Regions from separate parts of the Homo sapiens genome. Here region 2 is linked to region 1. A link is a loop called in an ENCODE intact Hi-C map of the cell type or tissue named here. Cell type or tissue: natural killer cell. All regions are shown on one strand. Each heading gives the region's core, and the rest is flanking DNA. Links, peaks and the distances in the headings are about the cores only. Region 1 overlaps FOXO3 (forkhead box O3). Region 2 overlaps FOXO3 (forkhead box O3).

Evidence for each region. Peaks named below come from ENCODE experiments on the same cell type or tissue, not always from the same donor. Only the 100,000 strongest peaks of a DNase experiment are listed, where the experiment ranks them.
Region 2: a loop joins it to region 1, with 2.2 times the contacts of the local background. A loop is called at or near these places in 11 of 110 quality-filtered maps.

Annotation. Positions count from the first base shown.
Region 1 is chr6:108,634,426-108,637,342 of GRCh38, forward strand. All of the region lies in intron 1 of FOXO3 (forkhead box O3), which reads left to right. Among named protein-coding and RNA genes, the nearest start is that of FOXO3, 75 kb to the left of the region's middle. In natural killer cell, for the core only: no CTCF peak of the experiment used is centred there; a DNase peak (open chromatin) is centred at 1,266.
Region 2 is chr6:108,563,884-108,566,800 of GRCh38, forward strand. The region is part of intron 1 of FOXO3 (forkhead box O3); the gene reads left to right. Among named protein-coding and RNA genes, the nearest start is that of FOXO3, 4.4 kb to the left of the region's middle. RefSeq lists an enhancer at 1,748-1,817. In natural killer cell, for the core only: no CTCF peak of the experiment used is centred there; DNase peaks (open chromatin) are centred at 1,468 and 2,168; H3K27ac peaks cover 1,647 bases.

The DNA.
Region 1 (2,917 bases), core at 152-2,651:
TTCACTGGGAAAGGAGAAACTCACACTCAGACTACTGGGCCTGACTACAGCTGGCATTCCTCTTTGCCTGTTTGATCCATCTGCTAATGATTTGAGCCATAATATCTAGGGTGCTTGAGGTTGTGTACTTGGGTCCTTCCTTCCCCCTTCTGCCTTGGCTTCTCTTTAGAAAGCCAACTCCAACAGGCATGAGACCTTTAAACTTTTTGCACGTATGGGATTTGTTTCAGAGTGATTAGAGGGTCAGGAGGGGAATGAGTGGGTAGGGGATAGATGTGAATCTTAATACAGATAAGATGGATCATGAGGCTGGATGATGAGTACATGGGGGTGGGTTTATTATAACAGTCTTTCTACTTCTGCATATATTTGAAACTTAAGAATAAATATTTTTTAAAGTTAAGCAAAAAATGCAAGTATATAACAATATGGATGGTATACCTTTTATATAAAGTTTAAAAATATGCGAGCAGTATTATGTATTTTATATATAATGTTTTTGTATTTTATATATAAGGTATTGATATATACATTGTGTGCATGTATATATATATTCATATAAGAATTTAAAATTTTATAAAATAATAAATATGGCGGGCATGGTGGCTCACACCTGTAATCCCAGCACTTTGGGAGGCTGAGGCAGGCAGATAACACTTGAGGCCAGAAGTTCAAGACCAGTCTGGCCAACATGGCAAAACCTCATCTCTACTAAAAATACAAAAATTAGCTGGGTGTGGTGGCAGGCGCCTGTAATCCCAGTTACTTGGAAGGCTGAGGCATGAGAATTTCTTGAACCCGGGAGGTTGCAGTGAGCGGAGATCACACCACTGTACTGTGGCCTGGGCAACAGAGCAAGACTCCATCTCAAAAAAAAATAATAATAATAATAAATACTAGCTTTGGGATAGTGGTCGTGGTTGCTTCTGAGAAAGGTAGAAAAGAGATGGAATGAGGAGAGGGAATACGAAGGGTATTTCACCTGTATCTGGAATATTTTGCTTCGTTAAAATTTTTTGAAGCAAATACGGCACAATACTAAGATTTGCTAAAGTCGAGCAGTGGGTACACAGGTGTTTGTTATATTCTGTGTAATTTTGTTTGTTTTAAATGTGTCACAAAAAGAATAAAATGTCATGATTCTATAACAAGAAGTGTCTTTAGACATGTCAGGAGCTGAGCTGCAGGAGGTGCTGGGAGGTGCCTTGCCTTTCTGCTAGAGAGGCACATCCTGTCATAGCATTGCACCTTGCAGCAGGGGTGGCGAAACGATTGGCCACTTGTACAGTTGCATAATGGGGGAAGCCCTCGTGGTTAGTAGAGGTGGATGGTGGTAAGTAAGGCTGTGTGAATTACAGGCAGTTAGATACAGCAGAATTCATGTTTTCTGGACCATGCTGACCTACTGCCTCTGTCAGAGGGATTGGGCTGGGTTATGAATGATGAGTTGGTTACGATGACTGGAGGAAGATTTTTAGAAAGCACAGCTTTTGTGTATAAGAACTAGTTTCCTTGATAAGACTTCTCAGAAAAAAAGAAAGCTGTTTCTACTCTGGATTGGTTGTGTGGTAATCTTGTCAGTCTTCCCGCACAAAGCGGGATTAAGCTTGTCACTCCTCAGCTAGGGAAGCAAGCCCTCCATCTGGGGAGTGAGAAGACAGATTGTTCTGAGGGCTGGGTTCATGGGCTGCTTCTGAAATGTGACTAGCACCTCTGTGCCTCTGCCTGCTTCTGGGGAGGAAGACCTGGAGATTGAAGTGATCCTTGTGCCCAGGTCCCAGTCTGTGTGTTACCTAGTGTATCGATGTTGTTCATAGATGTTGGGGGTGGTGAGCTTGTGCAGTATGCACACATCAAGTGTTAGTTTGATCTCACAGAGAATACAGATGTCAGATGTCCACTTCTTTGGCATTTATTCACTAGATCTCTAAACAGGAGATCACTGTTTCGTATGCTCTAGAGAGCTCATTTAGCTGAGGGGAAGGGTAAACCCAGCATCCTTACAGGTTAAACCTTCGGGAATAGAACAAACCCTGTGTGTTGAGCCCAGTGGAACTGGGCTGGGGTGGGGGGTGCATGAGGCAAGAGACCAAGCATCTTAGAGTGTTTTTTCAGCACTCACATGCTAGTATCCTAGATTCTCAGGAAGGCGGTGACTAGACCAGACCAGCCCTTCACCACTTCACCACTGTGCATCCTGGGAAGTGGCCTCCTCCTTTAAATAGGGATGGAGGTCTCCAGGGTGTGCTCTGGAAGTTTGTGAGGATGAGGATCAGAGAATAAGGGACCTTCCTTTGACATATGCCAGGTGAGAAACCACAGGAAGCAAAGACCACCCAGCCTAGCAGCCACTCACAAGTGCTGTGTTCTGGAGAAGGACTTCATGTTCTGTGTCCATCCAGCCTGATTTGCATCCCTGGAAGAATTTGAGAGGTTACAGGACCCTGGCACCTGGGCAGCTCTGCAACATCCTCCCAGGTGGTCCCACTGAAGCACCTCTATTTAAATCCCCCTGTTCCGAATAAGGAGGCTGTGTAAATGGACCTGCAGATCTTTCTGACATGTAGGAATGGACTGGGAGAGATGCAGACTTCTGCAGAGGGAGAGAGTTTCTGGGCATTGAGCAGCAACATTGCCTCTGTCCTTCATTTTAGTTTACAACTTTATATCTTCCCTTAATGAGGTTTTCCGCAGCTGTGAAAGAAATAAAATAAATTGAGGTATTGAGAGAACACATAGAAAGTGGAGAGGCTATTTTTCTGTTACCTGTTTTTGTCTTCCTTAATTGTCTAGTTTAGCACCACTTGAAAAAATTGCGTTACATTTAAGTTTGATGAGCTCCTTGTGAACATGTGAATCAGTAGTTTCTCGAGGTGCTGCTGGGTTCGGTGACACAATACAGAACACAAAGCCAGAA
Region 2 (2,917 bases), core at 143-2,642, 71 kb before region 1:
TAGGACTTGCAATACAGATTTTGGGACTAGTCATAAACTTTATGGTTTTATGTCATCGTTTTTTTGTCTTATGGTTTTTTTTTTTTACCCTTCTCTGCTATCTCATTTCTCTTCAACTAAAATCTTAGAAAATACTGTAAATTGAAATTCTCAAGGCTTAATATGCTTAATACAGGGCACACATTTTATGATTCTTTTACCTTAAAATTTTTTACCAATTCCATTTCTGAGTGTCACATGACAACTAATCCTTGACGACTAAAGGGATATAATTTTGTTAGAGTTTTTATAAGATGATCTTCATCAAAAGATGCAGCCATGCAGGAACTTTCAAATCTTTGATGATGGAGAAGGCCCTTTGAAACTGGAGCTGGTTTTATATTTTGATTATGACTAATAGGCAACCTTTTTTTGTGTGTGCTTGTGGTTTAGTGGAAGAAGAGGGAAAAGGGAGAGATCAGGAGCTAATTGTGACCCATTTCCAAGTGTCCAAGTTTAGGAGTTGATTCTTGTCATGATTAGTCATTTTGGAAGCACGCATGTGCATTTAAACCACACTACTTTCATTCTGAGTAATGTAAGAGGATTTTTAACTTCCAAAAATGTCTAGAATTCAGGTTAACGTCTCCTAGTCATGTGTGCATAAAGGGCACGGTATGCAGGGCCTTACTTCTTTTCAGGCTATTTGGGCCATTGCATTATGAGACCTTGTAACCAAAATTATCACCCTAACATCATAAAATGAAAGAATTAGAAAAGAGGACTTAGAGATCAGAATCTAAATCAGTGGTTCTCAGCCCTGGTTGCATGTTTGAATTACCTGGGAACTTCTGAAAAATACAAATACCCAGAGAATTTGATATAATTTGGCTTGTGTGTGGCTTAGCATTGATGGTTTTGTGTTTTGTTTTTTTTTTTCAAGTTTCTTAGGTGATTCTAATGTATAGTTAGGATGAAGTTTTCTGATCTAGTTCAACCCTCTTATTTTACTGGTGAAAAACCTGATTTTTGGAAAAGCTAATGACTTTCTTAAGATCACACAGCTAGTTAGTAGAGAGGTAATTAGTAGCCACAGTTCTAGAGGTTTTTGTTTTCCATTTTCTTCTTTAAATTGATCTTTTTTAAAAGGTCATTTGCTAGGTAATGGATAGTCTCACATAAGTAGCGCTTGCTTTCCTGAAAGGCTTATTTGCCTCTCAATCTAAAAACATCTTGCTTATTATTTCAGCATCAAAAGGATGGGCAAATGTAGATGGAGGCTGAGTGAGTGTATCATGTTTGCATAGCTGTCCAGTGCCTGTCAGTAGGGGTACTTAGGAACTATGAAGTGATAAAAGAGGTAAGAAGGATAGCATTTTAACAAAAAGAGGAAGCCCTTGGTTACTTACATTTGTCAGATACTGTGTCAGGGAGAAGGATGATGACTATCTCACAGGTTCCCTTACCTCGGGCATTAAAGTAGAAATGAACAATCAGATGTGGTTAAGAGGGGAAAAGGTTACATTTCCTTTAATTCAGATTAAGCTTGCACTGCACCCATGATTGAACAAGTGAGTTCTCTCAGTTCCTCTTGTCTTGGGGAGACCTCTAAGGACGCCAGGGCTTACCTGGTAAGGCCTATCTATCACTTATTTCGTTATACACAGCACACATCTGCTTTTCCCATGGGTCAGGGTGTAATCAAATTAGGCAGACTTGAGTTTCTGTAGTGGTTCCCATAATTTCACAAGTGTGGGGGATACTGTGTTAAGATTTCTGCTGCTGCTGCTGCTGCAGAAGATAATTCTTCAAGAGTCCGAGTCTTCTTTCATGTAAGAATGTGTATTGTTATGGCTTCTTGCCAAGATAAAAAGATGAGGGCTGTCCTGTCACATAATGCTTATTTGTGTCCTCACTGTTTCTGTTCTTTAGATTAATACATCCAGTTCCTTTTCAACACACTGTATTAGGAAAATGTTATTTTAACTGCAACTCTGTTTTAAATTTTTTTTTAATTTGAAAATGACTAAGTCATAATCATTCCACATTGGCTCATAATTTTGACCTCAGTCACCTTTTGGAGTAACTCACCAAAAGGCCAGTTATGGTCGTGTGTGAAGAATCTGTCTGCTTGGCCCGTGTTGCCAAAATGTCGTTTTGTAATTTCCTTTGGCAATAGTGTCTTCGTCAGTGATTCTCAACTAATATACTTCCTCTTTCTACAGCCCCAGTACACTAGAGGGACTGTTTTTCCTCTTTTTCAAAGCTGTGTCATTGACCTCTGAAGTGAAGAAATTGGCCCTTTTAGACTTTGATCTGTGAGTCCCATGTAACAGAGACTCTTTAAAAAAGAAGCTAAGTGTGTGTTTTGATATGTTTATCTCCTTCTTAGAAAATGAAATGAAACTACAGCAGACTTATTTTTAGGAGATTTTAGGAGTGTTCTATTTTAAGAAAATGACACCATACAAGAACATCTTTTAGTTAAACTTCTTAGTACTCTGCTTGTGATTCTTACTTAAAACCTGCAAGATACTTTTATTTGGAAAATTAATGAAGAGGCCTTGTCTCACTAATAAGTCATTTAATTTGGTCTGGCAAAAGTTTACCATCCATTCAAAGATCTTCATGAAAATGCAAAGATAAGGCTGTTTAGGCTTGAGCCCAGGAGTTCAAGACCAGCTTGGGCACATAGCAAAACCCCATCTTATTTTTTTTTTAAAGACTGTTTAGGCCTGTGCATTCTGGCAGGTTGCCCCACTTACCCAGAGCAGGTGCATCAGATTCCAGATTCCCAGGGCTGGAGAGAATATGGAATTTATTTTGTTTGTATACCCACTTATTTTGCCTATAGGGACAGACTTGACCCTATTCTCAACTCCTCATTTCTCTCCTTTTCCTGCATCACAAATTGAGGGGTCCTGAAGAGCCACTTTAC